2 separate regions of the Mus musculus genome follow, and region 2 is linked to region 1. A link is a loop called in an ENCODE intact Hi-C map of the cell type or tissue named here. Cell type or tissue: gastrocnemius. All regions are shown on one strand. Each heading gives the region's core, and the rest is flanking DNA. Links, peaks and the distances in the headings are about the cores only. Region 1 holds the start of Crocc2 (ciliary rootlet coiled-coil, rootletin family member 2). Region 2 holds the start of Mterf4 (mitochondrial transcription termination factor 4).

Evidence for each region. A loop is a pair of places that touch in the nucleus more often than their neighbours do. Peaks named below come from ENCODE experiments on the same cell type or tissue, not always from the same donor. Only the 100,000 strongest peaks of a DNase experiment are listed, where the experiment ranks them.
Region 2: it touches region 1 in a loop (2.5-fold over the local background); 10 of 42 quality-filtered maps call a loop at or near these places.

The regions. Positions count from the first base shown.
Region 1 is chr1:93,166,525-93,182,523 of GRCm38, forward strand. Crocc2 (ciliary rootlet coiled-coil, rootletin family member 2) reads left to right here and starts at 1,899. Exons shown (of 32, transcript NM_001310428.1): 1 at 1,899-2,278; 2 at 13,484-13,634; 3 at 14,549-14,697. The coding sequence starts at 2,201. In gastrocnemius, for the core only: no CTCF peak of the experiment used is centred there; DNase peaks (open chromatin) are centred at 8,063 and 8,343.
Region 2 is chr1:93,298,955-93,314,953 of GRCm38, forward strand. It overlaps Mterf4 (mitochondrial transcription termination factor 4), which reads right to left and starts at 6,925. Exons shown (of 4, transcript NM_178051.4): 1 at 6,871-6,925; 2 at 5,654-6,152; 3 at 3,764-3,948; 4 at 2,251-2,841. The coding sequence starts at 6,891. The coding sequence ends at 2,506. It overlaps Gm28535 (predicted gene 28535), which reads left to right and starts at 7,010. Exons shown (of 3, transcript NR_151531.1): 1 at 7,010-7,153; 2 at 7,589-7,670. Pask (PAS domain containing serine/threonine kinase) reads right to left here. Exons shown (of 18, transcript NM_080850.2): 15 at 15,327-15,526; 16 at 13,842-13,975; 17 at 11,814-11,960; 18 at 10,483-11,295. The coding sequence ends at 11,138. It also overlaps a transcript of Sned1 not described here and the pseudogene Gm7867. In gastrocnemius, for the core only: no CTCF peak of the experiment used is centred there; a DNase peak (open chromatin) is centred at 6,961; H3K4me3 peaks cover 1,755 bases; H3K27ac peaks cover 1,148 bases.

The DNA.
Region 1 (15,999 bases), core at 6,557-9,056:
GTCATGCAGCTTCAGAAGTAGCTCGGATGCCTGGCCCTGGAGTGGCTCTGGCATCCCCCGAGCACAGTTCATGTGAGGGACAACTCTCATGAAGAGGGTGGAGGGCACAAAGGAATGTGATGCCCTGTCCTTACTTCCCAGCCCCAGGATAGCCTGTCTGGCTGGAACTGCTCTGGAATCTGACTTGCTGTCTGTGGTCATCTCTGTCCCTTTGGTGACTGTATGCCCCAGAGACAGGGTGGACTGCTCACGGGCTGAACTCACAGGTCCAGCGGCGGCAGCCATTGCTCATGAAGAGTGACTCCTGAGGGCAGCCAAGGCTGGTCTGGTCTGGGTTGCAGCCCCTTTGCGGTCAGAAGTGCACGCCCTGTAGGCTCTAGCAGGAAGTGGGCCCTGTGCACTGTACTTGTTCTGAATCATCACAACCCAGACACTGGACCAAGGCTGACTTCCCACTATTGCCAATGTGTCCATGCCTGAGGCCAATCATAATGGTGTACGAGTTCAGTACCACAACTGTTATGAACCATTCTCCAGGGAATTGGGAATCCAGGGTTTGTCGTGTCCTGGGGCTGTTTCTGGTGAGTTTTCAGGTATGGAGGAAGAAATGACGGCAGGAGCCTCTCTGAAAAGGAGTCTCCCTCCAAGTACAGAAGTATTGAACAGTCTGCCAGACAGGTGGGCACAGATGGGGCAAAATCGGTCACATGCTGGGAGAATGGACAGTGGGGACAGAGCATGCCCTTGCAACTGTAGCAGGACAGGAGGTCCAGGGTTCTGGGTCCAACAGTCCTGTTAGTTAGGAGAAGGGTCAGGCCTAGCCAAGGCCCTGCTGAGACACACTGTACACAATCTAACAGGATTCGTTGAAGAATATACTCTGGACTTGCACTGAAAATTCTCCTTGTCATCAATAGCCCTGGACCAGAAGCTACACTCACGGACCACATAAGGGCCCCAACCAACCAGTATCCAGAGTGCAAGGATGGGGGTCTCAAGCTCCTGCACATGGCCAGGAGGGGTGGATCGGTGAACAACATCAAGGGCTTTCGGACAAGAGAGGAGGACAGAACAAAGCATCTGTCCACTGGCAGAGTCCATCCTATGACCTAGAAATGGATATAGGGGTCAGGAGGGATGCCTGAGTAAGAAACAGGGTGGCCCCTCCTGAGAACCAGCCCCCCTCTTCCTGGAACCTCTCTGTCATGAGCACACTGTGCCCAGAAAAATAGATGGAATGTGCTTGTGTTTTCTGTGTCAAAATTTATTGACTAACAATGAACATATAAGATTTAGCAGTTTCAATAACACGTTTTACATATAGTCCCACCTGCTTGGGTAGCCTGGCCTAAGGTAAAGGCAGATTCTCTTGTTCTAACTTTAATTACTAATGTTAACGCTGACATCACATAGCACACAGCGAATCTATCTCTCTATCTGTATGCATATGCATGGATTACAGAGTGACTGCGCAGAAATGGCAGCAGAGTTCAGAAGGTCTCAGAAGTAGGTTGAGCGTCTGTATTGGTAAGTTTAGTACCAGATTAGTACCAACAGGGTAACTGGGGAAGGATGCATTCTCTATGTGTCTAAGTAGGGCACTGCAGAGCAGGTAACCTGCCAGGCTCCAAGAGGAAACCTTTGCTACAAAGGAAGACCTTTGTTCCTGGGGAAGCTCTGTCCCTCCCTAATCCTTAGACATCTGTGACACACATCTCACTACCGATCACAAAGTTCTTTGGCACATGAACTAAGTCAGTTAGTGACCCTGAATGGGCTTGTGGTCTGCACCCCTGGGTGTGATCAGCAAGCAAACAAGTCTCCCTAAACAGTAAACGGGGGCTCTAGGAAGACGCTGGTCCCTCCCTCCGGTCAGCTTCACTCCAGGTCTCCGGGGAAACCGCTTCAGGCAACAGTGTTCCTTAGCTCTCACAGCAAGCCCTTACTCCTATTTCCAGGGAAACCTGGGCACTCAGCGTCCTGGTTGCCACAGCAACACTCATGGGCTTGTTTGGCGTGTGGTCTCCACAATCAAGGTGGGGCATCTGGGTGCTCAGGAGCAAGTGAATTCAACGGGCCAAACCAGCACAGTGGCTCCAGGTACTGCACACAGGAAGGTACTGGGTGGTTGAGGCTCAAAGAAGAGACGTGCTGAGGAGCCCAGGTACAAACTATTTGAGGTCCTGTGCTTCTGCCCAAGATGAGCTCCACTTCCAGCAATCCTGATGATGGAGACACCACGGAGCAGTCTCAGCTGGGGTTGGACACAGTGATCAAGGTCAGTGAAGTGGCTGCCCCCTCCGTGACCCCTGGAGAGCAGGTCTTGAGAGCACTTTTAAATAGGACGCTGCCCGCTGCCTGCTGCCCGGCGTGCAGCTGCACCCCCTCCTCCCACCCCCCACCAGGAGCACATTCTACCTGCGCACATGCTCAGTGTGAATATGAGCGTGCAAGTGCAGATCTCCAGACAGGCGAAGTGGCTCAGAAAGCCAGCACCCCTCTGGAGTCCTAGGCTTGCAGCCTGCACACCAACGTGGAAGGGACAGGGTGAGGGGCTCCACTGTGTTAGTGGCTAGGTATGGGAGCAATTGAGTCTGAGCTTAGAAGAGGGGCTTCAATTTGGAGATAACCCCAGTACCCACTCTATAAACTGCAGAAGTTCCATTTCTATCTTCACAGAACTTACCTGGAAAATAGGAACAACACAACTGGTCCTGTATCCCTGTCCCCCTCACCATGTCCCATTACTAAAAGCCCACCTACTTGCCAGCCCACATCCCTACACTGTCATCATCCAGCCACCCCAGCCAGACAGTCCCCGACCACTGGGGACTCACTGTACCCCAGATGGACCTGCTGACTCAGAGAGTTCATTAACCCAGCTCTCAGACCCTCAAAGCCATGCTGCAGGGGGTTGACATGGTCCTAGGTAAACAATATATCAGATCCCCTGAGAGGAGTAACCAACCGCACAGATGGTGTCAGGTGGCTAAATAGCCTGTTAGCATCTTTGTACACATAGACATACACATCTGCCCACATAGGACAGACCGTGATGCAAACAGAATATTAAAGTCAGTTGGGGTGGAGGAGATGGCTCAGTGGGTGAAGACAGTTGCCTCCGAGTCTGATGACCTGAGCTTGATCCCTGGAAGTCACGTGGTAAAGAAATCCAACTCCAAAATTTACCCTCAGACATCTACACACACACTACGGCACATACACACCCCAAACCCACACACAACTAAATAAATGTAATTAAAACAATAAGTTAATTGATGCAACAAGAAAAGAGAGTGTCCTGGGTGGGTACTCTCACCTGAGCGGACACTGGCACACTTCTACCCAAAGGGTCTCAGGCTGAATTCTGACGGCAAGGCCGGTGATGGGTTCAGAAAGAGAGTCAGCACACCAGAGCTCACAGAACACTCACAGCCCAGCACCCATTGGCTCATACATCATCCTGTAAGGACCTGACCAGCTAGCTCCTCGGAGACTTGATGGTGGGAGGGCATGTCTGTATGTGTGCCCACGTTCTTGAGGTAGAATCCCAGAGTGATGCAAACATCTCTGGGCATGGTTGTTGTGGGGTGGAGGGCTCTGCATGTACCTAAGCCCACTGTCCCTGGGAAGCTGAAAGTCATACCAAGCCTGGTGAGGCTTTTCTGTCTGCCCAGCCACACCTGCTATTTGCGCAGCAGTGATTGAGATCTCTGTGCAATTACCTGAGGTGAACATGCAGCAGGCAGGCGCCATGAGATGCCCAGATAGCCCTATCAGACCAGTGGCAGGGCTCTAGGGACCTCCCGCTCCTCTGGCTACACACAGGGAACCGGGAGACTCAGAGAAGGGCAAAGCTTGAGTGGGAAAAGCCTCCCACAAGACCAGAAGTAAAGGCTTTGACGTCAATCCACTCCCGGTACCTGGAAACGCTCCCCAGCATCCGTCTTCCTTGGGACAGATTTCCCTTCTCCTCACTTCATCTGCACACATGCGCACACATAGACACACACACACATACACACACCCTACTGCACAGTATCCCAGAGCACCTAGCCCCACAGGCCACTTGAGAGCTAGGACTGGAAGCCAGACTTGGGAGCCCTCGGATTGGTCCCTGAGGGTAAGACGTTGGCTTGGTGAGTTCAAAGACCCCCTAAAATTACACACGAAAGGAAGGGCTCACCATGCATCAGGAAGAGGGGCTTCTGGATCCTCTCAGACCCAGAACGGACAGTACACCCAAGTCGGGTGGGATGTAGTGTGGGAAGGTTTCCCACTCTTGAGTTGGTTGCTTTAATGGCATAGAACTTTCCAAACTATTTCTTTTGGGTAAAAGTTCTAGTTTCTGGGAACTTGTCCATTATAAATTTTCATATTTGTTGGCTATTGCTGTTGGCTGTTGCTGTGGTTTGGGTGTGGTTTGAATGTACCCCCAAAGGGTTCATGAGCTGGAAGTCTAGGGAGCGATGCTAATGAAGAGTGGAAAGCGCTTAGGTCATGGGGCATGGGCCCCAGAAGGATTCGGTGTGCTTCTCTCTGGCCCCCACTTCTCTCCAGAGTGAGTTGGGGTCTATTTTTTAAAGGCAGCACATCTGTCTCCTAAGCTGTCTGACTTCTTCCTGCCATACACCCTATATTCTGTTCCTTCACACATTACATCCATCATGATGGCATATGCCATGTTGAGTTATAGCCGGACACCTTCCCAGTGCCCAGCAGAGGTGCTGTATCCGGCATCATGAGCTCTATGACTCCCACTTCTGTATAAGGCTCACCCTCACCATAGCATCAGGATAGTATGCTTCTGTCTTATTAATATCATGGGGCCGGAAGCAGGGAGAACAGCTACCTCTGCCTCCCAATACAGTGTCCAGAAATCAAGACCTTCTGTCTAAGTCCAAGAAAGTGCTGGGTCTCCCTGGCTGGCACCTGCTTCTTCTTCATCTCCTTGGCTGGTAACATACAGTCTTGTCTATTGCTGTGATAAAACACCATGATCAAAAGCAACTTGGAGAAGCATTTTACAGCTTGTAGTCCATCGTCCTGGAAGTGAGAGAAGGAACCTGGAGGCAGGAGCTGATGCGAGGCCATGGCGAAGGGCTCCTTACTGCTTGCTCAGTCTGCTTTCATATACTGTCCACGACCACCTGCCCAGGGGTGGAACTGTCCTCAGTACACTGGGCCCTCCCACGTCCATCATTGATCTAGACAGACTTGCATACAGGCCAATCTTATAAAAGCATTCTCTCAGTTAAGATTTACTCTCCTCAGATATGTCTAGGTTTGTGTCACGTTGACAAAACTCAGCCAGCACATTCCATTTTATGTTTTTATATTTAACCAACCCACACATTGATTTTTCCTTTGTTTTTAATTTGTGGTTTTGTCCATCTCATTTGAGATGTGTGTGTGTGTGTGTGTGTGTGTGTGGCTGGCTCACTGACTTTCAGTCTTTTTTCAATTTTCAATCTGTAATAAAATATAAATAACATAAAGCCTACCCTTTTGCCTATCTTAAAGTGAAGTTTCAGTAGCAGAATTTGCACTATTCTCAACCATTACCAGCATCTGGCCCCAAAATGGTTTCATCTTCTCAAACTGTCATCGCCATCAAACACCAACTCTCCCTGGCCATGGCAGCCACCGGCCTGCTCCCTGGCTCTGTGTATCTGGCAGTTCTAGGAGCCTCATGGGAATTGAACTGAATCTGTCAGCTTATTCCACTTAGCACAGTGTCCCAGAGGTCCTCCCATGTCGCAGCATGGCTGAGCAGCAGTCCCTTCTGCGGGGGACCACACGTCGCTCACCGCTCACTGGGTTTCCCTCCATGGACCACTGACCTGCCTTCCCACTGTGAGCAATGCTACCGTCAGCAGGGTGCAGGTCCATCTGTCTGGGTCTCTGGTACCCTTATTGTGGTGTCTGTTCTAGAAGGGCTGTGGGCTCTAGCTCTAATTCTACACGCATCTTTTTTCTTAAAGATTTATTATTTATTTAATGTATATGATGAGTACACACTGTAGCTGTTTTCAGACACACCAGAAGAGGGCATCAGATCCCATTACAGATGGTTCAGCTACCATGTGGTTGCTGGGGATTGAACTCAGGACCCCTGGAAGAGCAGTCAGTGCTTTTAACTGCTGAGCCATCTCTCCAGCCCCTACACGAACCTTTAAGGAACGTCCACCTTATTTTCCTGCAGCGGCTCTGCTACTTTACATCCCTGCTTTCTTCTGCATTTAAAGCCAAACTTCAGCTGTAGGAACTGTTTTCTCTCACTCGGCTCAGCTGTGGGTGGCAAGCATGACTTTAACCCTCTGGATTCACCTGTTCTAACACTAGCTTCCCAGGGGTAGTGGCTAGGGCTCAGCCTCACAGGATGAAGCACTTCGGACACCATCATAGACTGCCCTCTGCCCTCTGCCCTCTGCCCTCTGCCCTCTGTCCTCTGACTGGCCAGTTAAACCCGAGGTCTCCTTGAGCTCAGTCACCCGCACAGCACTTGACACTCAGGCTTTAACATCCCTGACTTAAACATCCACTCTGTGGATCAAGGACACCCACAAAGAAGTAGGGCAGGTACAGGGAGAGGCGTAGAGCAAAAGCACCCCGTTGAGGTACATGCCATCCCAACCCTGCATCTACACCAAGCCCCTCATTAGGGTTTTCATGGGTGCCTCCTGTGTAATACTACTGATTAAATCCCCAGTGACTTAAGAACTAGATCACCAGATGTCTTGGAGGTGGGCAGAAAGATCTAGAGCTCTCCTCCAACCTTGGTCATCCTGGAGCCCACAGGGACCCAACCACCCATCTCTCACTCCCCCTTCAAAGTCATGCTTCACTCCACAGATCAAGGGTACAAGGTCCCGGGAGTGCAGGCCCACCCAGGACAGGAGCCCACAGTGGTCCAAGTGTGGCCTGGATTCAATGCTAATCATATGCCGTCCAGGGAAGGAAGTACTGACTATCTCTGTCCCCAGAGCCACATGTCCAGACACCAGTGCCACTGCGCTGACCAGACATATCCTCTTTCAGACCTTCTTTCTCATGGTCCAGAGACAGGCTCAGCCTCCTCACCAGAATATGCCAATCCTTGACAATGGCACTCCAGTTTTCTCTCCTGTCTCGCCCACCCCTCTCTCTGCTCCCTCCTCACCCCGTGTTCTTTATCCCAGGCCTTTGCTTGCACTGCATTGCAGGCTGACCACCTTCCCCAGGAAGCCTGTGTGGGTGTCAGGACATAGAAGCAGACAAGACAGACAGCCTCCTCACCCTGCTGAGCAGTCCCTGCTGTGAGTCATTTTGTTGTTAGTGATTCATACCTTTGGCGGTTCCAATAAGGCTTTCAATGACTTGTGCTGGGAACCTGTCTGAGCCTGTTTGTGTGCCAAGCATTGTGCTCGGGATGGACGGGTAAGTTGTCCCCCTTCATCTTCATCCCCTGCTTCAACATCTAGTCCCCTTGTGACTTTGCAAGCTTCTGCTCTAAGGGCAATGCCCCAGCTTGGCAGGCATAGTGTGGAGGTGGGGAGGGGAGCCTATCAAACACAGGAGTAGACATTACCAGGTACAGAGCCCATCAGACATCCTGACCAAACCCTCTGCAGAAGGCCAAAGTGCTCTGAGCCTCCAGCTGGCCTGCTCATGGCCATGCTAGTTCACTGAAAGAATGCAGGGGGACCCATGGGCATCCAATCAGATGCATACTAGTCAGGTGACTGTCTAGAGATCTGCATATCTAGCAACTAGTCCCACAAGTGTTTGGGAGCTCAAGGCTGCGTCTCAGTCCTAGCACAGACCCTGTCAGCAGTCCCGAATAGTCTCACACAGGGGAAGAAGGGCAGAGTTTCTAAGACAAGCTATCTTATTTTAAAACATCTGCTTCTGGATCATGGCTAGTGCTAAGACACTTCAACCCACTTAATATGCCACAACTTACACACTGTCACAGGTTCTCTTACTATCCATAATGTTGGATGGAGACCCTGAGCCCAACCTCAGTTCCAGAAGTTGGGCAAGACCGGTTGTCCTCCTGCAGTACCAGAAATGGCCACACGGGGGCACTATTGTAGCTCGGCACACAGCATTAGCAGCAGGCCTAGCCACCCCTGAACTATACTGGGTTGTAGGACTATTCTCCACTCCACATCAGACACCCAGACCGGTCCTGAGATAGTATCCAAGTTACACTGGGCTTGACAGTTGGATACTCTCTCCCTCAGAGATTTTAAATGGAGGTTTGGGAGTCCTGCCCTTATTGCTTGCTGCTGAGTTCTTTATTTGGAAGGTACCAGTGAGTCCTGCCTTTCTCCGTACCTGAAGTGGCCAAGTTCCTTTTGAAATCCACTCTGCTCTCCCCTGGGGGCCAGGACCTAGACTGTCCACCTGTCTGTGGCCGCACTCATGAACAAGAGACGGTGAATTAGCTCATGTGTTTTGCCATTTCTGCTTACTGACCACCATGCCTGACATAGGAAGACCCTGCAGGGCTTTAGGGAGTGGACCAGCGCTGCTGGCACTGTAAGAGGACCCCAGAAAGTCCACCAAGGACTAACTCTGTGGAGGGAGAAGCAGTTGGGACTTCACATTCATGCCTTGGCCTTGGCAGTACCTGTTTAGTTTGGCTGGGAAAACAGAAACCAGCCCTCACCTCCTCAGTTGCATCGGGACAGAGTTTAATGGGTTGGGTTGGGTTTGGTTTGGTTTGGTTTCTCCTCTATCTGGAAGGAGAGCGCTGGCCTCACCTGCTGGGGACCATTTCTAGTACCTGCCAGGTCCTAGTTGGGCTGACTCTTAGGCCAAGAGGGGGAATACCTGAATGCTCTCTTCTGTCCCCACTGCTTGAAGCAGCCGTGAAAGGACACCCTACCCCTGCATCCTCACCCCCACACACACCTCCCCCCACCTCAAGAAGCCCCTTGTGGTGAACAGACTTGACACTTCTTCCCACCCAACCTAGACAGCAGCTCTGAGAGCTGAGAAAGGCCTTGCACCTCAGAGTCTGGGCTCCGATCGGCCCCTGCCCTTCCTTACCAGTGGTTGTGCTTGGGTATTGCTTGGATTCACCTGCAGAGTGATCCCCGTCCAGATCTGGAAGGGACACACATAGACGGGCCATGCCTGTGGAACAGGGTTGGAGGATAAGATGCCCCCCACCCCTAAGTTGGAGCCTATCCTTGTGATGGGATCTTATCCTGGCTTCAGACTCGAATTGAGGGCTGAATTTCCACATCTGCAACAACCGCTGCCGCCCCACCCCCACCCCGCACCTTAATGTTTGAGTCAAGATCCAGAATGGGGGAGGGTAGGTACCCCGTCCTCAGAACTCCCCACTCCAGTCAGTCTCCAGGCAAGGATAAAAGTGCAGGAGGTTCCTAGGCCACAGGGACATAGAGCAACTAGCTAAATTCACAGATGGTAGCAGGACATATCCTTGAGCAGTGTGTTGATGGCACAGCGGGGCCCCTCCTCGGTTCTCTTAGTCCTGCTCTGACCCAGAGGGTGCGATAAAGAGGCATGTCCCCTAGATAGGACTCCCTCAACAAGACCACAGCCAAGTGGGAGGCAGTGGTGTCTGTCCCCACTGAGCCTCCAACACACCCATTTGGAGCTAGATCTAAATGCATAGGTTACTGACAGGGTCTTTGGCCTCCCTAAGGTCTTCGGCATAGGTCGAGCTGACACGGAGGGCAGTAGGGAGGAAAAAAACATAGCAAAAACTCTCTGAATCTGAGGTCTTTTAGAAAAGTGACCGTGGAGATCCCTTTTGCCCAGTCTTGGTGTCCTTCCCACAATACGAGCCCCACCCCCACCCCCACCCCCACCCCCACCTCCAGGCTATCCAGGCTTCCCGCTGCTGCGCTCTAGATCCTTCCCCTGGCCCTAAAGATGGTGACCCACCCAGGCTGGGGAGCCACTGGTAGCAGCAATGGACAGAGCCTGCGGGGCAGAAGCTGGAAACTCTCCTAGCCCCACTCCCCACCACGACCTGACTTGGGTATGGGGAAGGAGGCGGTCCCGGGTGTGGTCCCAGGGGATCCAAGCCCGGGTCAGCACAGACCCTTGCACGTTGTAGCAGAGCCCCGCGCCCCTCCCCCGCGCCATTTGCGTGGAGGCAGGGCGGCCCTCGTTTGCAATCCTCCCGCGCGCGCCTGGGACTGGAGGCGGGAGGGGAGGGCTGGCTGCCAGGGACGCGCCCCTCCCGCTCCCCCTCCGCACCCCTCCTGCTCTGGCTGGGCGTCGACCCATCGCAGGCACCGGGCCACAGCTGGAACCTATTACGCCCCCAGCGCCTCTCGGGACGTCCCGGCTAATAAGTGACCCTCTGTAAACGTTAGGAATGAGTCAAGTTTGTGCTGCGCCGCTGCTTTCCCGTTAGCGGGTGGCGCCGCTGATGCTCCGGGGAGAGGAGGGAGGGGAGGCAGGGTCCTTCCGGCCTGGAGGGAACCTCTGAATGGAGCCAGCATCACGTCTTTAATCTGAGGACCTAAGGTTCTGTTTGCCACTGGACTAGGCCTTAGTTTCCCCCCCCAGTGCAAAACAGGTAACGATGGCTGGGCACTTCCCGCTCTAACTCTTAGAAAGGCCAGAGCGGCCTTGGTGGTCTGAGCACCCGGAGTCTGCCTGGCCAGGGAGGAAGTAGCAAGGGGAGCCCTGCTCCTCACCAGTGGAGCCCTGCACCCAAGGAAAGCTGTTTACCACCCACTCAGAGCGAGGCTGGGAGGTCCTCTGGAGGAAAGAGAAGAGAGGGCACCTTCCCAAGACCACCTAGGGGAGTTAAATGCAAAGCCTTGGAGAAGGTTAAGTCTTTTCCCAGCCTGAAGAACCCTGGGCTCACTAACAGCATCTGACCTTTGCAGGGCTCTCAGGGACCAGGACAGGCTCTGTCCAGAGCCGTGCAGAATCTGGATATTGGAGTGACTCCAGTCTGGCTAGCTTAAGAGAGGAATGGATACATTTAGGATGCCTAGGTGAAAACCATGGCTTATCTCCACAGAGGATTCAGAGTGGGAACAGGCCTAGCTACGGTTGAGAGGGCCGGGTAAGGATGATGGGGCTACCTGGAGAAGCAGGGCCTCCTCACTAGCCCAGGCCTGGGAGTCAGAACCAGGAGAGCTGCAGGCTAGAAAAGGCCTCCAATGAGCTGGGAGTCGGGAGGCTTCTGAGTGTCACCTCAGGGGACTCTGGGTAGGAAAGGGAAGGCGAGTCCCACTGTGGAAGAGAAGGCGGCTGCTGTCCTGAAAAGTTTTGGGAGTGGGGGCCCCTGGCATCAGTCACGGGTCATTAAGGCACTGCCTTCAACTCAAACATCCTTCATGGACAGGGCAGGTTGGCCACTGTGGGCTAGTCTTAATCTTCAGTCCTTTATCCTATACCTGGAAGCTTCCTGCTGACACAGAACAATACTGCCCACAGGCCCTGACAATGTCTTCAGCTCAGGGTCATTCCTTCCCCAAGACATGTGCCTCCGCCAAGAAATCCTACTGAGAATCTGAGATCCTACAGACCGCGTCTAGGTAGAAACCATGGGTAGGTAAGGTGTTCCCGTGGTGTAGGTGATCTTGAGTTTCAGAGACTTACAACCTGAATTGCCAAAGCCAGAGGCCTATAACACTAAGTGTAAGTCAACAGACTCATGGCTCCGAGCTTTCAGTCAGAAGCTTATTGCTTGAGGTGCTTGAGGCAGTGTTCTGGGCTCAGAGAACCTGTCAGTATCCTTAGTTCTAAGCGCCCAGACTCCTGCCTCTGAACCCCTCAGGACCTCTCCCAAATTCTTCTGTGGCTTTCAGTCCCTGTAGTCCAGGCTCTGCCCTTTGGCTCTCACTGATTTCAGCTCCTTTGCTACCTTTAATTTCTCCGTTTCTGCCCTCCGTGGCTTTTGTGAACACCTCTGCCTGTGTTGTATCTATTTGAGTTCATAGCTTCAGATGCCAGGGCTCTTGGCTCCCGGACTCTTTGGGGGCCTTTAATGCTGTAGCTGCTGCTACTTTTGCTAAGACCTGGAAGCTCAGGATCTTGTCTACAATTCATGCAGCCAGCCCATGCCGCCATACAGCCAGCCCACGCCGCCTCACTCGCACGATAAAGACCACACGTGGACAAACAAACCATCGGAAGGGAAGTTTTTATAGCAGCGGCCAGCAAGCTGCTAGGATATCTGGAAAATGCACCACACGCTTGTGGTCAGCCAGGTACAAGCCCCATGCTGCTCAGGCCCTGGGCTCTTTGTTGAGTTGCTGGAGAAAGTGCTCACCCTTTAGTATGAAAGGCAACAACTACAGAGTGAGCGATGTCGTCGGGAGTTCATCTCACATCCCTGCCGATGATCAAGAGTCGTCGACACCAGCACACAACTTCTAAAACAGGAATTGCAGTCCCAGCACCCCAGGTTGTGATGTTTTTAGCAGCCGTGGGGTGGCTTCCTGGTGATGTTCATGGAACATTCAGAGCAGCTGGACTACCGTGATAACAGTCCAGTTGATTGCCAAGAATGAAGCTGGCAGTTTAATGGCTCTCTGTCCAAGGCAGCCAGGCACAAGGGAAGAGTGACTACTGTCACAATCAAATCTCCTAGCCCTTAGCAGCCTAACTTGTTTGAAGGAAATCACGAAAGGGTGCCTACAACGAGGACTCTGTCATCGATGTTAATGCCCGTAATGTTGGAAGGTATCCTTCCTAGTCAGATGCCTCACGAAGAGCCAGGCTCCTCTGATGTGTCTCACCAGTATTCTAGGATGTGATGCTCACATTGAACCTATGTGGTTTTCTCTCCTGACAGCTCACTAGCTCAGGACCCACCAAGAAAGAGGGCCACTCTAGCTCCCCTCTGGGGTAGGCTGAAGGGGACATCTCTGAGATGCTCTCAGAAGCAAGCACCCTCTGCTGACCTTTGTCACCTTGTGCCTATCTAGTCTCACAGGGTCCAGCACACCCTATATGATGGCTGGGCCTGGGTTCTTGGTCCTTTACCTGTAGTGTCCCCTTCCCTCCCCAGGCTTGTGATCACCGGGTGGGCTTTGGGAGCCTCCCTATCTCTACTGGGCAGACGATCCTAACCATTCCAGGTGGGGCAGGTGGTGGAGAGTGTTTCTGTGAACAGACACAAAGGCACCTGCCCCGGGTATCCCAGAGAAGCTGACATGAAGAGTCGGCCCAGGACTCAGCGCAGCCCGCTTAGCGTTGGGAAGAATGAGCTAAGCTAACCTTGGCCAGGAGTCCTTTCAGATACCCATTCTCTTGATTTCCACATGTTTGCCAAAGCACTGCCAGAGACTGGCACAGTCCCACCCCACAGGTGGAGAGACTAAGGCATGTGGTTTTGGTGACCTGCCTGGCCCCACTCTGCTATCTTCAGGACTCTTTGCTACATCAAAGTGACCTCATGGCAGCTCCCGTTGACAGCACTGGGCTTGTGTGAGGCGCCTGCAAGCTGTCCCGCCAGGGCCCATAAGAACCAGGACTCTTGGATGTTTTTCAGAAGTTGGAGGACACCATCCTGAGTCCCATGGCCAGAAGGGAAGACCGGGCGCTAACTGTGCGAGGAGAAGGTCAACGGGCCTCACCCACTCCTGTGCCAGCCCGTATCCGAGAGATCGTGTCGAGCAGCCTGGGTGAGGAGCCACTCTCAGGTGAGGCTGAGACTGCTCAGGTGCCAGGGAAGCCTTACATCGGGTACTGGAGCCTGGCCTTGGCCTCACAGCAGGCACTGGAGCCTGGCCTCAGGGAACCATGCCATTAGGACTGCCCTGTGTCCCTGGCTGTCCACCTCAGACTCTCCCAGCCCCATATTCCCAACCACCCTCTCTTCGTAGGGTCCTCAGGAGTCATGCAGATAGCCACAAGGCCATTAATCACTGCCACACGGAGCTGACCTCAGCACTCATGACATTGTTACACCATCAGTGTCTTGATTTTATCCATCCTTGTTTTTTTTGTTTTTTGGGTTTTGTTTTGTTTTTTCACCATAGTGAAAAGCCTAAAGGTTGACACTTTAGGTTAGGTTGAGCAGGGACACCCTGAGCTTTGTTTCTGTCACTCATCTAGCCCCACACACAAAGCTTTCTTATCAACACACTGCAGGAACAGGCTCCAAGGAATTCATCCCTACATGGAGGCCAAATCGTAGGCAGGCTCCCTGATGCCCAGCTGCACTTCTGATTCCATTCTGCAGGAGTCTGATGACCCCTTTGTGTCGTAAGGGTCTGTCTAATCTGTCTCCTAATGCCACAGGCTAGCACTGGGCACTGGGAAAGGACAGAGAAACACCACTGCATAAAGCAACTTCTCTCTGTGGGCAGGGTCCTGCCACCCTGAAACAGCAGTCCCACTACGTGCAGACATGATGGGCGGTACCCAGTGTCCCCCACACATGCTTTAATTGTTAGGGGCTTGACCTGGCCATGAATAAGTGGGGTTAGAGCTACTTACCAAAGGCAATAGGGATAGGAGGGTGCTTGGTTACAGGAGAGGAAGTGAATTTCCTCGTGGACTGTTCCAGTTGTTTGGGTAGAGCCCTGGCCTCATCTGAATGCTATACCCACAGGGCTGCGGGAGCCACCAGCTACTACGTCCCATGCACGGGAGGAGAGTGAACTCCTGCAAGAGGAGCTGACACGATTGGAGGACCTGTTGGCCCAGGCGGATGCTGAGCGGGAAGAGCTGGCCAGCAGGTGTCACATGGTCAGCCAGAGGGTGAGTGTGCAGCTGGTACCCACAGGCCAGTGTGCATAGCCTAGCTCTTATCAGAGATCATCTATCAAGACTGGTGATCATTGTTGTGGGCCCATCAGCCAGTCTCAGGACACTGATGGAGAAAAGGGGGCTGGAGGTAAGCAGGAGAAGCAGGAGATGTCCCCCTCAAGTGTCTCTCATCTGCTCCAGGATCCCTGTGGTCCAGGGCCTTACCAATTATAACCACAAAGTCAGCTTCTAAACAGAGGAGAAAGCTAAGGACAGTCCCCAGAACCCAGGCAGAGCTTGTAGGTCCAGCCCTCCTCCCGACCCCAACCTGCCTCTGCTCACCAGCCAGGCCTCAGAATGGGGGGAGCGGGAGGTGACCTCTGAGCTATAGGCTCCAGCCAGAGGTTACCCAGGATGCCTGTGAGCTGGGAAGAGCCTTCTCTAGGATGCTAGGGAAACTGAGGCAGAAAGGTGAAGGCACTTCCCAGGCCAGAGTCCTCTCATGCATTATCTTCTCCAAGTCACAGGAGCTTCAGCCACAGAACCCGGCACAGCAGGCACAGAGCTAAGTGGGAACAGCCCATGCAGTGTTGGGGGAGGGGTTCTGATCCCCAGCATCGATGGGGCCAGCCCGAGTTCTGTGTGGCAGGGCAAATGAGGACACCAAGGCTCAGCTCTGGCCAGTGGTCCCCTAAGGCGATGGTTCTCAACCTGTGGGTCGCAACCCCCTTGGGATCAGACACCCCGCGTATCATATATTTACATTATGATTCATAACAGTAGCAAAACTGCAGTTAGGAATTAGCAGTGGAAATGATTTTAGGGTCAACCACAACCTGAGGAATTCAATGGAAGGGTCACAGCATTAGGAAGGTGGAGAGACACTGCCCTCGGGCCATAGAACCATGCCTGGGACCAGTGCTGGCCCAGGTCTGCTCTTTCTATGGCATGGAACCAGAAACCTGTGGAAAAAACCCGAGGCGCACATGAGGGTCCTAGAAGAGTTCCTAGCGCAATCACACTAGCTCTGAGGTACCCACCTGCCAATGGGTCCCGGCTTTCTGATGCCCTTCCCACCACACCACTCTATGGGAAATGACTTTTTCTTCAGCCCCCACCCGAAGAGTCCCTCTAACAAAGACCGTGAGGACCCCCTTACAATGGCTCAAGAGTCTGCCCTTCCTGTGGTGCATTCCGGGATAGGGAATCTTCCTAGCACAGGGCGGGAGATGCTGGGAATGGACTTCAGGGAATAGAAGCCGCAGAAGGCCTTCCAAAGATTAGTAAACTAAGAAGCTATGAGTCAGAGCTCAG
Region 2 (15,999 bases), core at 5,875-8,374, 130 kb after region 1:
CTCCGCTTTCCATCCCATTCCCAAGGCTCTAAGCAGCTTCCTCCTCCCTGCAGTGACCGCACAATCAGAAAAGCCAACCACACCTAGATTCCATGAGAGCAGAGCTGACCAGCACCAGCACCAAGAACTGCATCCCGACCAGAGAGGCCTTCTGCCCTCCACAGTTCATAAAAACATACTTTGAAGTATAACCTTTTACATTTTATTCTCACTAGAAAATTCTGAGCCTATGTATTACTTTTTTTTTTCTTTTTCAAGGAGGGTCAGTCACATCAAAAACTCACTACTGTATCTTAGATACCCACTAGAGATCTGGAGACCGAGTAAGCTACAGTGTTAACAGTGAACAGCAAGATCAAGCAGCACCTCTGGGAACGTAGATGGGATCTTCGTACTATACCTCAGGACTCTCACCCCCAAGCCGATGCTGCCACATTCCCATCTCCAGTTGGAGCCAGCCTGCTGTGTGGCGCTGTCGGGCAATCATTCCAACTGGAGTGGAGAAAGACTTGCCTGTGCTGAGGAATTAGTATACATCATTCCAAACATGCTGTCTCTGCTTTCTTACACAGAATAATTAAATCCCTCAAAACAGTCAGCGTCCACTTGGGAAATGTCATAGTGGAATCAGCAAACAGACAAGGTGGAGATTTATTTTTGTGTCCAACTGAAGTAATTATGAGTTGTTGGGCTCACCATTTGCTAATCAAAACTGAAGATGAGTAGATTACCTAATTGAGCTCACAGTTAGGATTCTATTCCGTTCTGATGAGTCCAAGGCCAAACACCCTACATTCAGGGAGGAGAGTGTCGATCACAAAAAGACCACAAAATGGGAAGAGTAAGCAGCAAAGAATGGATCATTGTTCTCAAACAGCTTTGTCCACAGCCAAGAACAGGCAGAAGGCATTCGTTCCCCTCTACTGCCTATGGGATGTGGGGTAGAGAAGATGGCTTGCTACGTCCTGCTTTCTGTGGAGAGTCCAACAGGCAAGGACACGCCCTTGCCAGGAATGAGCTTGCCTCACATACCTGCCATAGTGAGAACTGTGTGTGTGGAGGGTAGGGGTGGGGGGAGGAATCTTGGAATGATTGCTTTTCTTTGTAAACACCCTCCTCTTTGCAGTCAGGTTCCAGGTAAGTCAAGAGCCGCCTCACCTTGGTGCTGATTCCTCACAAAATGCACCTCAGATCCAGCAGTATCTCTGCTTTAGACAGAAATGATACATCAGGTCCATTTACAACACACATTAGCTGTAGTCACAGTACTTTTGTGGGCCAGGTCTTTGAGCAGTTTCTCAGCTTTGGCATTGCTTTGTGGGCCTAATTATTCCTTATGCGGTGCAATGTACAATATTTTACAGCATCCCTGGCTCTGACCACAAGATCCTGAGGCCATGACACACACACACACACACACACACACACACACACACAAATCCCCAAAGATTGTCAGATGTCTGGAGGATTAAGGTCATCCTCACGTAAGCACTGGATTCAGTCTAAACACAAGGCCCACATTGGGTTTCGTGTGACTGTTAAATGTCACCAAATGGGGGAAAAATACTACCAAGCACTCCTGACTTTGATCCTATAACCAAAAAGCTTTCTGCATCACCCTGTGCAGTTTCCTGAGGAAGAGGCACAGACAACTTTCCAAGAGGCCTCAGTTCTCTGACCCTCTAAGCCTGAGCTCCACCAAATCAGGCCTCTCCTCCAGCTCACCTCATCCTAGTCCCAGTACATCACATGGCTCCACTGCACACACTCCACACTGCCCAGTGCTCCCCAGTGCTGGTCTCTGAGCAGCTCACTCTTAGCACAGTCTACAGAGCCAGAAAGATAGGAGGCCTTGAAGTGGCAACCAGCCAGGAACCAACATGAAGGCCAACTTGCCCAAGCAGGAAGGGTCAGCAACTGACAGAGAAGCATTTTGCTAGTCTGACAACCGTGTGACTAAAGGACATGTTACTAACGTAACCAACTGCCTCTCACTCTGCTGTACACTCAACACGTCAGAAGGCTGGGAAATGGTGTCAGATTTAGAAGCTGCCTATTGTGTGGGAAACCTGCTACTTGTTTTCATTAAATAAAGTGCTATGACATACTAACCCTCATGTTTCAATTTCATGACTTCATCTTTACTACTACCTGGACATACAAAGTACTCCTGAGCCGAAAGGCACCTCTCTCTCCACATGGTTTTGGAACTAGCACAACTTATTTTAACAGAGAAAAAGACTCCAACCTGGAAGGGTTGCACCCCCTGGATTTTGACAGCCGAGTCCTTTATTTAGGATGGAGTAGGGCCTCCCAAAGAACCCACAACAAAGCACCCCTCATTTGGTTTGGTTTATCTACCTGTATCTCCAGTGGATCATTACAGGTTGGTTTTTTCCCCCATCAAAATACCAGTGTTGGGATCAAAAGTGCTTGAGAAGATCCAGGTGAAGGTCCCCAGCACTTCGAGAATATGAGAATGACCTCTGACACCCCAGTGCTGTGTCACAGTAGCTCCTCCTCTTCCTCCTCTTCCTCTTCCTCCTCAGATGCATGGCTCTCAGACTCCTCCTCCTCCTCTTGATCCAAGAGTTTTTTAAAAACTTGAAACTCCTCGACAGAGGAACAGGCTGTCCTGGCCAAAAACTCAGCTTCAGAAACTCTGAGAATGTTCCTCAGTGAGGGATTAGGGATCTGTGTCTGCCCCTTCTTATCAGGGGTCTGGTACCGTCCAAGGCGCTCCAGGTAAATGTGTCTCTGCTTGATCTTGGTTATTGAATACTGTAAGAAATTCGTCCTGACTATGTCTAGATGTGTGAGTCCCATCCTGAAATATGCATACTGAAAGATACAAACATGTTCAGGAATCCATGTAGAGAAACCTGAAGCCTGTCATTCCAACTCAAAACAAACTTTAGTCCAAAGTCATTAGTTGCCTAATTAGAAATGGTAGAATAGCCACTGTAGTATAATACCAACACTTTTATGAAATCTCAAGTTTTCAAAGCATTTCCAAATTCAAGCTGAGAAAAATGCATCAGAAAACAAAGGGGCATACAGGGATATACTTTTCTTTAAATAGGGCAACAAAAATCATGAGTGTAGGAAAAATCAGACCCAAAGAAATCCTAAGATACCTAGGAACCTTTAAACACATGTGTGAGCATGCAGCTTGTTTTATCTGAGTATGTCCCAGCAGTGCTTCAGAGCTCAGAGGCCAGGCTAGCTGGCCCACAAGCCTCCAAGGACGCCCTGACTCTACCTCCCATCTCCCCACAGGGGTGCTGGGGCACTGGGCATCCAGCTTAGGTGGGTTCTGGGGATCTGGACTCAGGTCCTCATACCAGCTTTGTTTGCTTGTTTGGTTGGTTTTTAGAGACATGGTCTCTACATAGCCTTTGCTGTCCTGGAACTCACTGTGTAGACCATGCTGGCCTCAAACTCAGAGATCCGCCTGCCTCTGCCTCTGGAGTGCTAAGATTAAAGGAGTGCCCGCACTGCCATCACAGCTATGCACAAGTGCTTATGACCTATCTGTCACTAAACTTTTAGGGCAACTGTCACAATTTCTAAATCTCCTATACAAAAAGATGCCCCAAGGGTTGTAAAGTTTACCTACTTGGACCTGGAATGGGGCAGAGCTAAACAACAGGTTTGCTTTGGAGAGGAGAAAACTGAGGTGTTTTACTCAGAGGCTTCAGACCCTATTCAGCTTTAAAAACCTGAACACTCTGCCATCATCGGCCTAGTCACTTACTCTCACCTGGAATTTGTATTCTAGCTCGTTGGGGTCCTCCTGCAAAACAGTGGGGCATCTGTGCAGAACGTCTGTGATGTGCTGTGCCGTGAACAAGCACTTCTCCCTGAGGACCTTCACAACTCGGTCAATGTCCCGCTGATGCATGGTGAAAACCTCAGGGCAAACGGACAGCACCCGCTTCAGTTTCCCTGTAGAGTGTTAAGCAAAGCATGTAACTTTGGCATGTTCCCGAACGCCAAGGGCTAAACAACATTTAGGGGCTGGTAGATGAGTCAGTGGGTAAAGGCACCTGCCAGCAAACCTGAAACTTGAGTTCAATCCCCAAGACCCACATTGTGGCAGCAGACAATCAACTCTAGAAGTTGTCTTGTGGCACCCACATGGGGGCACAGCAGGATCCTCTCCCTCCACAGGACTGCCCATTCAGAGATCTACTTTCCATGAAGCACCACGCAAAGGACTCTTCACAGACCCAACAACCCTCCCTATGTCCCTGCCTTTTTCTAGTCTTCTATCTGAAGGCGGCAACTTCATACTCTAGGTCTCCTCTTGCTTGCCTAGCATAGAAAGCTTCCCGGGGATTCACTGGGGAATGTTAGAGGAGAGTGGTTTCCTGCACAGTGGGGCTCAGGCTGCTGCTTCTCTCTGTATAATCTAGACATTGTATAGAGACTAACAATCTCTAGACTTGAGAGTCTGAGCTCAATGAAGAGGCCTTTAGGAACAATGGTAGGAACAAGAATATCCAGAACACACAATTATAAGTAGTCTGAGCGTGACCATGTGTTATATCCAACTGTATTATTGTTTGTTTTGTAGGGTCTCCTTGGAAGGCCTGGAACCTGCAGAGCTCCATCCTCCTGACTATAGAGTTCAATTAAAAGAATGCACTACCACACCCAGCCTCCCCGTGTTTTACTGAGTTACATTAGTAACTGTATTCAGACAAATGATATAAGCAGGGCTTCATAAGTGAAGCAAATGGTCTTCTGATGAATAGTTGTGCCGATTTAAAAACTGGAAACTTAAAAGCCACTTAAGACTGTCAAGTAACTTTCCTAACAGCCTAGCTTCCCTGTGAAGAGGCGTTTCCAAAGAGTAAGCTTTATTTTCTCCTCTCAGGCTGTGCTTCACACACTGACTGAGCTTGGGCTTAGATCATGTTACAAGAGACAACGTGTCAAGGGGAACACAGTTATCTTTTTGCTTATCTTCTAGAGGAGGCATGCCGAGACACCAAACACAGTGGGCTCTAAGCCTCCCCACTTTGGGGGTGAAATCTTACCAGGAACAGTCAGTAATGAAATAAAAGCAGTCAAATGGGTAGAGTTCACTGGAGAGCCCCACCTCCCTTCTCCAGAAGGGTGACAGCTGTTGGAAGGTGGAGGGCACTCTAACAGCCTTCCAGGAACCGGGCACCATCAGCTCTGAAAGCTGTGTGTGGGATGTTTTTGCGGAGGTCACACATTTGCATACACATACATCACTACCATAGAGCAACACTAACCCACCAAAACCAGACTCCATGTCCCCATTGATCTGGAGCTAGAGATCTCAATGAACACACAGGAGGCTCACTTTGGCCTTGGTTCTCTCTTCTTGGGCTCCTCTATCCCACATCCCCCTTACAACGGCATCTGCAGAGAGCCCACTGCACATCTTCTTGAAGACACTGACCTCTCCTCAGCAAACTTTCCTACCTCACTTCCTCTGAGTAAGGTGTGTTTAGCCCACAGCACACATGCATCCCAGGGTATTGATGAATGCAGCCTAGCTCATTTGTAGGTGACAATTCCATGCCTTACTATCAAAAGGCTGGACATCCCTGCTAGGGTAAGCTATTTTCTCCCTAACTGACTCCTCTCCCTCTATAAAGTCTGCTGCATCTTATACCTTCTCCAAGGCCAAGCTTCCGAAGGTAACTGGAACGCCTCTTCATCTGCATGCTAGACAGTTTCAGCAACTGGGGATTTTTCTTCAAGGCATTAAATACAGGCTCTGGGTTCAACCCCAAGAGTAGGAGTTCTGAAACTATACCCAGCAACTGTTGAGGATGGACACTTGGCTGTATACTAAACAAGCTGTGAATGTGGGCTTCAGCAAAACCCATGTCCTGGAGGGAACGGATGACCTTTTCAGGCTCCAAGGACTCAGGATCCACACAAGGCTTCTGTTCCTCATGAAGACACTGAACAAGTCGTGTCCTGTTTTCTGGTTCCTGCATGTACTTTTGGGGTGTAATGCTGGAAAACTCTTGAAAGCTTCCTCTACCGGGCACTGTAGTCAGTTTGCAAGACAAAGAAGGGCTCATCTGTTTCTGTTCTCTGAGATGAGGGGTCTGCCTAACCAAACAGGCCCAGGAGAGGGCCAGTAGACGATGCCACTCAGGAACCTGTAAGGCAGAGCAAAAACAGAATCAGTCCCACCTCAGAATAATGACCACCACAAGATTACTGAGCCAGTAACCTTGAACCTCAGCTTGACCCTTGGCCCACAAAAGCTAACAGTTTTTGTAAACAATCTGTAAAATCTTCTCTGGGTCTAAAAAGTCTCCAAAGAATAAAAGTAGCATGCAAACGACCGCACTTACTGAAGATATTGAAGCATAAGCAATATCTACATACTGAAGATACAGGGCACGAGCAATAGTATTTGGTTGAAAATTCTGAACCTCAGACTAGCCACCAGACAGGTACACTACCTAATTTCATTCCAACAAAGGATAGTTTTGTTTTGTTTTTCAAGGATCCCTTCCATTAAAAGAAGAATATTTGGGGGAAGGAATCTGTCGATTTGTACACAGTAGCCCCAGGTGTTGGGACTAGCACATAACAAATTAAGCACAGAGCATCCGGTGCCCGCCAGAATGGTCTCAAACACCCCGCTCTTGCCGCTGGTGGTGGTCCAGGCCTCCCTAGCCATTAGGCAGCACACAGCCGAAACTCCGGAGAAGCCAGAAGCTATTCTGAGGGCCACACTGTCTGTGCACACGCCACCCGGGAGCGCTACTGCCACAAGGTGCCCAGACCGGAACACCAAGAACCAGCGTCAGCGCCTCCTGAACGTCCCGCCAACAGCCGCTGTGAGCCCGGGACCTAGGGCAACCTCACCTGCCTTCCCAGCGAAGCCATGGAGACCAAGCGAAGAACAACTGTGAGACCGGAAGAGGCGGTCCTTCCTGGCTCACAACGTCCGGCCTCCGATCTGTGTCCGCCGAACTCCCGGGGTGTGGCGTTCTTTCGTTCCGCAGCCAAGCCCTTGATCCCAGATGCTCGTGCCCAGCACCTGCAGCTTGCAGGTGCAGCTCCCTTTAGTTGGGCATACTCGGTTGCATGGTCTCTGCCAGGAACAAGCAACACTACCTGGGTTTTAAAACTGCTCTTCAGAGTACAGGTGAAACCAAACTACCCCGAAGCGCACACCGTCGTTTTCTGTTGTGAAACTACTTTTACTGGGGCCGGGGGAGGAGGGGAGAATATGACAAAAAACAATCACCTGTGTTAAAGATAGTACAAGGCCAAATAAGATAACGCTGTGATTGTGGAATTAGGATCCTGCAGACCAAAACCAAATTATCATGGATTATTCTTAGCCTTTTTGAAATCCATTCATCGTCCACCTGTCTAACTTAACAGCTTTGTGACAATGAATACCTTTAAAATATATTCCTAGACCAACAATGGTTTTCACCAATCCAAAAGCCAATAGCATCACTAAATAATATCTAAAACTGAGTTAAGTGTTTTCCTAGTTTTGCCTTATCCTTCCTATCTGTGGTCCCCACCAATGTGTCTGGTAAATGCCTTGATTTATGGCTTTATTCTCTAGCTAGTAATATCTCACCTAACTTCATCCATGGTGGAGAATCTTTTGGAAAAACCAAATTTGTGTTCCTGGGCTCATCTTTGAGGTAAGTAGGTTTGTTTGTTTGTTTGTTTGTTTGTTTTTTAACTTTATCTGCATTTATTTTATGCTGAATTTATTCACGTGCCATGAGTTTTTGTTTCTTGTTTCTTCTGGGATATCCTTTTCTTCTGTGCAACCTCCTCTTCTGGCTTTAGAATGATCTGTTCCCTCTCAGTGAGGATCATCTCAATGTGGCAGGGGGAGCTCATGTATGGGTTAATCCGGCCATGAGCTCTGTAGGTTCGTCGGCGCATCTTAGGTGCCTTGTTCACCTGGATGTGTTCAATGACAAGAGAATCTAAATCTAAGCCCTTAAGTTCAGCGTTACTCTCTGCATTTTTAAGCATGTGCAGCAAAAATTCAGCACTCTTTTTTGACCACCGACCAGCCGCATTGTTTGGCCTGGGCGCACCTACTGACTCCACCATTATAACACCGGAATGGCACACATTGCTTCTTTAAAGTGATGTCCTTCAGATACTTGGTGGCTTTGCAGATATGCATACCCTTGATGGCCTGGGCAGATTCCCGGGTGTTCTTAAAGTGAACACGAAGGTTTGAACCTCTTGATTTGCATGATTTTGGGGGGTTTTTCTGGGTCAAGAGAGTAGCGAAACATCTTGGCAGATGACCTCTGGCTGCTTACAGGAAGAGAGGAGGTAAGTAGTTTGTGATGGACACTGTAATACAGCAATAAGTTCTCAGGACAGCCCAAACTCTCCCTGAAATGGTTATGTACAGATCTAGACCCAGATAAAAGTATTTGGTAAGTTCTGTTGTTTACAGACTTGTGTTTAGTCAGCAAGATGGCTCAGGAATTCAGACACTGACCACACCAGCTTGGTGACCTGAGTTTGATTCTAGGGACCCATGCAAAAGTGAAGACACAAACCCACTCCACCGAGCTGTCCTTTGAGACAGACAGACAGACAGACAGACAGACACACACACACACACACACACGAAGGTGTCTGCTATTTTTAAAAAACAGAATATGGCCCAAGTAATGAAATTACAGGGAAAATGACAATAGCCCTCCCAGCCCAGAGGTCTGGCTTCACTTATGGATGGAGCACCAGAAGCTTCCAAACCAACCTCTATGCACTGAATTTGCATCTTAGACATGAAGGTGTCTTAGTCAGGGTTTCTATTCCTGCACAAACATCATGACCAAGAGACAAGTTGGGGAGGAAAGGGTTTAGTCAGCTTACACTTCCACATTGCTGTTCATCACCAAAGGAAGTCAGGACTGGAACTCAAGCAGGTCAGGAAGCAGGAGCTGATGCAGAGGCCATGGAGGGATGTCACTTACTGGCTTGCTTCCCCTGGCTTATTCAGCTTGCTTTCTTAGAGAACCAAGGACTACCAGCCCAGGGATGGTATCACCTACAAGGGGCCCTCCCCCATTGATCACTAATTGAGAAAATGCCTTGCAGCTGGATCTCATGGAGGCATTTCCTCAACTGAGGTTCCTTTCTCTGTAATAACTCCAGCCTGTGTCAAGTTGACACACAAAACCAGCTAGTACAGAAGGGGAGGGAAGAAAACAAAGAAGCTGTGTTCTAACAGCTGCCTAGATTCCACCACTTCTAAGCCATACCTATTTCTTGCCGGCCTATTGGCTGCTCCAGAGAAAAAGGATCTGGCTATTGCATCAATAAACACATAACTGCTTTGTGCTAGGCAATGATCTAGTGCTGAAGTGCTTAAACATCTTTTGACAGAAAGATTCTATCTATAGAGGACAAGAAAGTTGTAATCTGTATAAAACTAAAGAATTACTTTTGTCTTAATTTTCTTCCTAAATAAATATTATTTAAGCCTTTACACCTAAAGCCTAAGGAAACTCTGCCACTCCAACTTTTTGAGAACAATCTAGGAACCTGAACAAGTCAGCCAGCTCTGAAGCAGTGGTAGCTAAGACACAGGGTACTGTGAAAATCTGGCGGCATCTTCAGTCCTCACCAAATTTCATTCTTAAATCAGACTTGAAATTCCACGGGAAAAATTATAGCTGCTGCCTCACAACTTTAGTCTCAAGGCTTTATCTTTGGTTTTGTTCTTCTGCAAAGAACACTCATAAGGCATCGGACTGTAAAACCAAAAGCTTTAATGATTTTCTTTTCTTTTCTTTTCTTTTTTTCTTTTTGGTTTTTTGAGACAGGGTTTCTCTGTATAGCCCTGGCTGTCCTAATGATTTTTTTTTCTAATATAGAAATGGTTCTTGGAAAGCTGGATTTTGTATCTTCAACCGGCTATACTCCTGTCTGGGGGAAAGAACAATTCTGCAATATCTTGTGTTTTATGTGTAATAAAGACTATAAGGGAAAATGTTTGTTTCATTCTTGGAAACAAAGTCATCTGAAATCAAAAGCTAAAATGTCACTAACTTCTGAATGTCACTAACTTCTGGGAACTGGGTCCTAGAAACCGTCACAGACACTGGTAGGGTTGAAGCTCTTCAACTAGACATAAAGGTATAGTTAGAGCCCGTCACATTAGACAAAGTAGAGCTGAGCCAGTCACAGGATGTCTGAAAGTACTAGCAGGGCATTATGGATTAACAGATGACTAACAAGCCTGAACCCCCAGACCAAACTAGGACAGATTTCTTTTTAGCTATAGTAAATAGGGTACAGAAATGGAAAACAAAAGTCAGGCAGTGGTGACACACGCCTTTGATCCCAGCATTTGGGAGGCAGAGGCAGGCAGATTTCTGAGTTCGAGGCCAGCCTGGTCTACAAAGTGAGTTCCAGGACGGCCAAGGCTACACAGAGAAACCCTGTCTCGAAAAAACAAACAAACAAACAACAACAACAAAAAGAAATAGAAAACCAAGTTTATCTCATATAGTCCTGGCCAGTTTAACTGTTAACTAAGTAGCTTTAATTTGGAAAATTTTTAAGAAAATAAATAAATATTCTGGCCATTTTTGTCTGGCCACTTCTATAGACTCCATACATCTGTCACATGTCACATGTACCAAGTCAGTGGGAAAGAAACCTACACACAAAACCAGGAAGAACTGGGCATGGTGACACACACCATCAGTCCTAATGCTTGGGAGGCAAGCGCAGGCAGATCTGTCAGTTTAAGGTCTACCTGGTCTACATAGTTGAGTTCCAGGCCAGCCAAAGTTACATGGTGAGATCCTGTCTCAAAAACTTACAAGCAAAAACAAACAACAAAAATAGAGAACTTAAACACTCCTTGTGTCTTTCTGAGGCTTACAACTTAAAGCCCTTTAATAGTACAGTATAACTGAACATTAGAATGATTTTCAAGGTTATAAAAAAACATGAATTACAAGTCTATATCATAAACCTAAGAAAACTAGCATCGCAGGCTCTTGTAGCATTTGCATAGGAATCTAGAAGCAGAAGTCATCCCAATCCTTCACAACTTCCTTTCTCCAGGTAGAAAGCCCTGAAATCCATACAACTGCCCAAACCAAAGAGCAGGAGAGCTTGCTCAGCTGACTGGCAAAGAGGGGTCCTTAAGATGCAAGCAGTGCTGGTCACCACGAGTCTCCCTGGGAGCAGGAGGCCCACAGAGACCCTCTCTCTGAGCCATTTCACTTGGACTCCTACTCCCAATCTCCAGACTTGCAGCTGACAGCAGGCCACTTTCTGAAAGATGAAGATAATACATTGCATATTAGCAAACAAATTCTAAAAAAAAAATGTTTAGGACAACAGAATGGAGAGGCAGTGGCTTCTGAACCCCCAGTGGTGATATTCTTGAAGTATAGAGTCTGCTAAGATGCTAGTGAAGGGGTGCTAATCTCCAGTCTGGTTCCCCAGGGGCTCTGACTTGGGGCTAGGAAGCCTTGTCTGAAGAGGCATGTCCTGTGTGGAGCCCCATAGCATCATGTTCAGCATCTGTACCCTTATCCCTCTTTGGACCAGACAACTGACTCTCCAAACTGTTGCCTTCCCACCCCTCCTAGCCAGGGCTATTATAAGCACTTGTCCTCCCTCTAAGGGTCTCTGCATAATCAAGCCCTATTTTTCAGGCCAGCCACAAACTCTTGACACATGGATTTAGGACAGAAGGAGTCTCAACTAGGATGGATGATCACCTCCCCACCCCAAACAAAGACAGTAAGAAAAGGAGGGGAAGAGGAAGGGAGACTCAGACTTCTCACCTGGCTGGTTGGTCCTACACACCTCTTCCCAAGTATAGCTAGCAAGGTTCACAGGCTGTGTCACCCAGGGGTCCCTGATCAGCTTCTCCAAAGTGGTCCGCTGCTCAGGGCAAGGCTGCAGCAGTCCAGACAGAAGACTCATAAGTTCTAGGGACATAAAGAACACAGGAGGATCCAGGCCGAAGTCAAATGGAACACATCTCAGACCTATAGATTTCAAGCTATCCTGCCTCACAGAGCCTCCCACAGGGCAAGGAGGCAGCCAGGAGTTCTAGGGCATCAAGGCCTGGCCTGATATACTCAGGAAATGCATTTATGAGCCCGTCAACTCCAAAGTGTTAGTGTGGAAGTTGAGATCCAGATCACTCAAAGCCCAGACTGTCTTCTTACAAGGTGCGCTGGCTAGTTTTATGTCAACTTGACACAAACTAGAGTTATTTGGAAAGAGGGAATTTCAATTGAGAAAGATGCCCCCACCAGACTGGCCTGTGGACAAGCCTGTGGGGCATTTTCTTGAATTGATGTGGGAAGGCCCAGATCACTTTGAATGGTGCCAGTGTGAATGCGCTGGTATTCCTGGATCTTTAAGAAAGGAGGCTAAGCAGGCCATGAGGAGCAAGTCAGAAGCAGCACTCCTCCATGGCCTCTGCATCTGCTCCTGCCTCCAGGTTCTAGCCGTTTTAGTTCCTGCCTTCACTTCCCTGACTTCCCTCAGTGATGGACTGTGATGTGTAACTGTAAGCTGAAATACTTTCCTTCCCAAGTTGCTTTTGGTCACAGTGTTTTATCTCAGCAACAGAAACCCTAACTAAGGCTGACACAGGGGCTTTGGTGTGAGTGATTGTGGAGAGACATGACACGCAAAAGAAAATGGTAGCCAGCTGAAGCATCTCAGATCAGTCTGTGGGAAAGTAGACTAAGCTGTAACAGGACCCCAACAGTAATTTGTACTTGGCCCTACTTCCTCCAAATGTATTTACGTGTTGACCAGGGCCTCCCTGAGCCTTGTCATCAGGAACGCAATCTGTGCAGCAAGAACCCGTGGAGCATCACAGTCCACCACTACAGCATCTTAGGGATCCACAACTTAGTGAAGCTCCACAGCTAAGTACATCCCTCCACAGTATGCATGCTGGGAACTCCACCCTAATGTGATGGTGCAGGGAGTAAGCTGTTGAGAGGTGGTTAGAGTTTGAGGAAGCCATGGGTGGGAGAGACAGGTGAGCTGATGTCCTAAGAGGTAGAAAAGACTAAGTTCCCTGTCTCCACCATGAGGACATAGAAAGAAGGTGCCATCCACGAGCCAAAAAGAGGTCTCACTGAGAACTGAACCAGCCACCACCTTTACTCAGACTTTCAGCTCCTGCAACTGTGAAATGGCAGTCTGTTAGTTAAGGCCCTATGTGTGATTCTTAAAACAGTCAGAGGTGTCTAACCTACACAGAGGCTAAGGCAGACTGAAGATCTGCCACCATGTGGGTTCTCCCAGTGAGTGACTGCTGTGGGCCCACAGGATGCCAGAGTGGACGGGGCCGGAGCTGCCCCTGACACATCTGCCAGCTCCAGGAGCTCCGCTGGGCTCCAGGCTCCGGAGGCCCTGCTCCAAGCTTAGGAAGCCTTCCTGGCCTTTGACTCCCTGGCTTTCATTAAGGATACAAAGTACCACTTGGCCTCAAGCTGCTGTCACAGCAGCTCTCAGGACATTTTGCACGTGAGCTGCTGATGGTCAAATCTCCTCCTGCACTGACGTTACCCTCTTCCACAAATGGGGCTTCTGACCTCAGATCTGCTGCTACAGATACTGTTACTGACTGCAAAGTATCACTTTCAAGAGGGCCTTGAAGGTCCAAGGGACATTAACAGAAATTGCCAAAATGGTTTTGAGACATTAAAATTATTATGCTCAGATCAAAATGTTAGAAGAATAAAAAAGAAAGGTCAAAGAGGTCATCAGGACAGAGGAGACAGAAACAAAAGTGCCGAGTTCTCAGCTGATGCTCTCCTTTGCCACCTGGCACTCATGCTCACCTTGGGAAACCAGGAATGGGGGATGAATAACTGCCTCCATGGTCTCCTCCACCTCACAGAAGGGATTCTCCTCGAAGATGAGCGTGTACAGGGTGACCCCCAGAGACCACATCTCCAGCTCTGGCCCTCTGTAGCTGCAAGGAGGAAAGGAGACCAGTTCAGAGTTTCTCTGCACTCACTCAAAGCTCATGGAGCCAGCCCCGACCCTGAGGGCCAGAGCCTTCCATCCCCAGCCAGAGACTCCAATTCTCACAGTGCACTCAGGGTTGTCCCAAGCAAGAGACGTATGCCACGTGGAAGGATGCAGAATGAGACAAGGTCACACCCGAGAGGCCCACAAGCAGAACTAGCACATGAACAACTGAAAAGGATGGGCAGGGAGCAGAGAGCACAGTGCAGACAGGAGACAGGTACAGTACACAGACCACTAAATACTGAGATGGGCGTTTCATGGCCTGAGTGTGGAGCAGCAGACCAGCCACACAAAGCATGTATAGTGAGCCAGTTGACATGCAGTTCCTCCTCAATACAAACTACATTCCAGCCAGTCTTGCTACTGGGCTTCTTATATGGGCAGCACAACAAGCTTTATTTAAATAATGACTACTGGAACTGGAGACACACCTCCAGTTAAGAGCACTGGCTGCTCTTCCAGAGAACTTGGGTTCCATCCTTGCAACCACATGGTAGCTAACGACTGTCTGTAATTCCAGTCCCAGGAGCTCTGACTTAGCTAGGTTTCTATTGCTGTGATAAAACACAGTGCACCATCAGGATAGCTAAGACAGGATTGTGGAGCAGGAAACTGGAGGCAGGAACTGAAGCAGAGACCGTGGAGGAATCCTGTTTACTAGCTTGCTCAATCTGCTTTCTCATGCAACCCAGAACCACTCACTCAGAGATAACACATCCCACAGTGAGTTAGGCCCTCCCACATCAGTCATTAATGGAGAAAATGCCCCAAGGGCCAATCTGGTGGGGCATTTTCTCAGTTGAGGTTTACTCTTCCCAAATGACTCTAGTTTGTGTCACAATGACAATACACTAACCAGAATAGGATCCAACACCCTTTGCTGGTTTCTGCAGGCACTGAACATGCTACACAGAAATACACGCAGGCAAAACACCCAAACACATAAAATAAGAAAAATAAAACTCTGAAATAATGATTATTCCTGAAATTGAGAGTACGTACAGCAAGTTACAGAGGAATCACTCGAGAATTCCATCTTTTGAGACTTTCCTCTTTGTTTTCTATTTTTCTAACTTTCTGTAACATCAAACCACAAACAATCAAAAGTTGAAATAGTAGAAGAGACCCCTTATGTCCATGTCTAGCTACCTGCACACTTATTTGCAGAACATTTTCCTCATCACTCAATAAAAAGGCATACACTGAAACCATTTCTTCCTAAAATCACAACAGTCATGGGCTTTATGTAAGAGGCAAGAAGAGGGCAAACTACAAGAGTGTGTGATACGTACGGATTTCCAATGAGAACCTCAGGTGCACAGTATTCGATTGTTCCACAAAAGGTATAAAATAGTTTGCCCCTCTCTAAGTAGGCAGCTGAGCCAAAATCTATCAGCTTAATTGTGAAGTCCTCAGCAATCACAATGTTCTCATCCTTGATGTCTCTATGGATGATGCCTTGGGAGTGCAGGTATCCTACAGCAGACACTAGCTGGAATCAGAGGAAAGGGGAACACTTCAAAAGCAATTCAAGTAAAACATGCATGTACACTAAATATTAACAAGAAAAAAAGAAAAGCATCAACAAAGCAAAGATAAACACTGTCCAATGCATGGTGCTGGAGGCGTGGTTCTGCAGAGTCAGGAGGCATAGCAGCTCTGGGAGTCCATCTCTGTGCCTCACACAGCAGAGTTTGCCAGAAAGCAAACGTATGGCTCACAATGTCTCTACTGTTACTACTAACTAAAGAAAGCCTCCCAGCAGACACCTGTCCCACAACCATCTCAGGAGGAAAGACAGGCCGAGTCCACATGCACAGGCACTGTGTGGACACCTCAGCTAACAGGACAGGAAAGCACCTTGTGCAGAGGGCAGGCTACGGTTCAGTTCGAGGTTGAAGCAGGAGCAGATGATCCTGATGCAGGGCTCTAGCAGCTCCTCTGCATAGTCTGGTCACCATCATT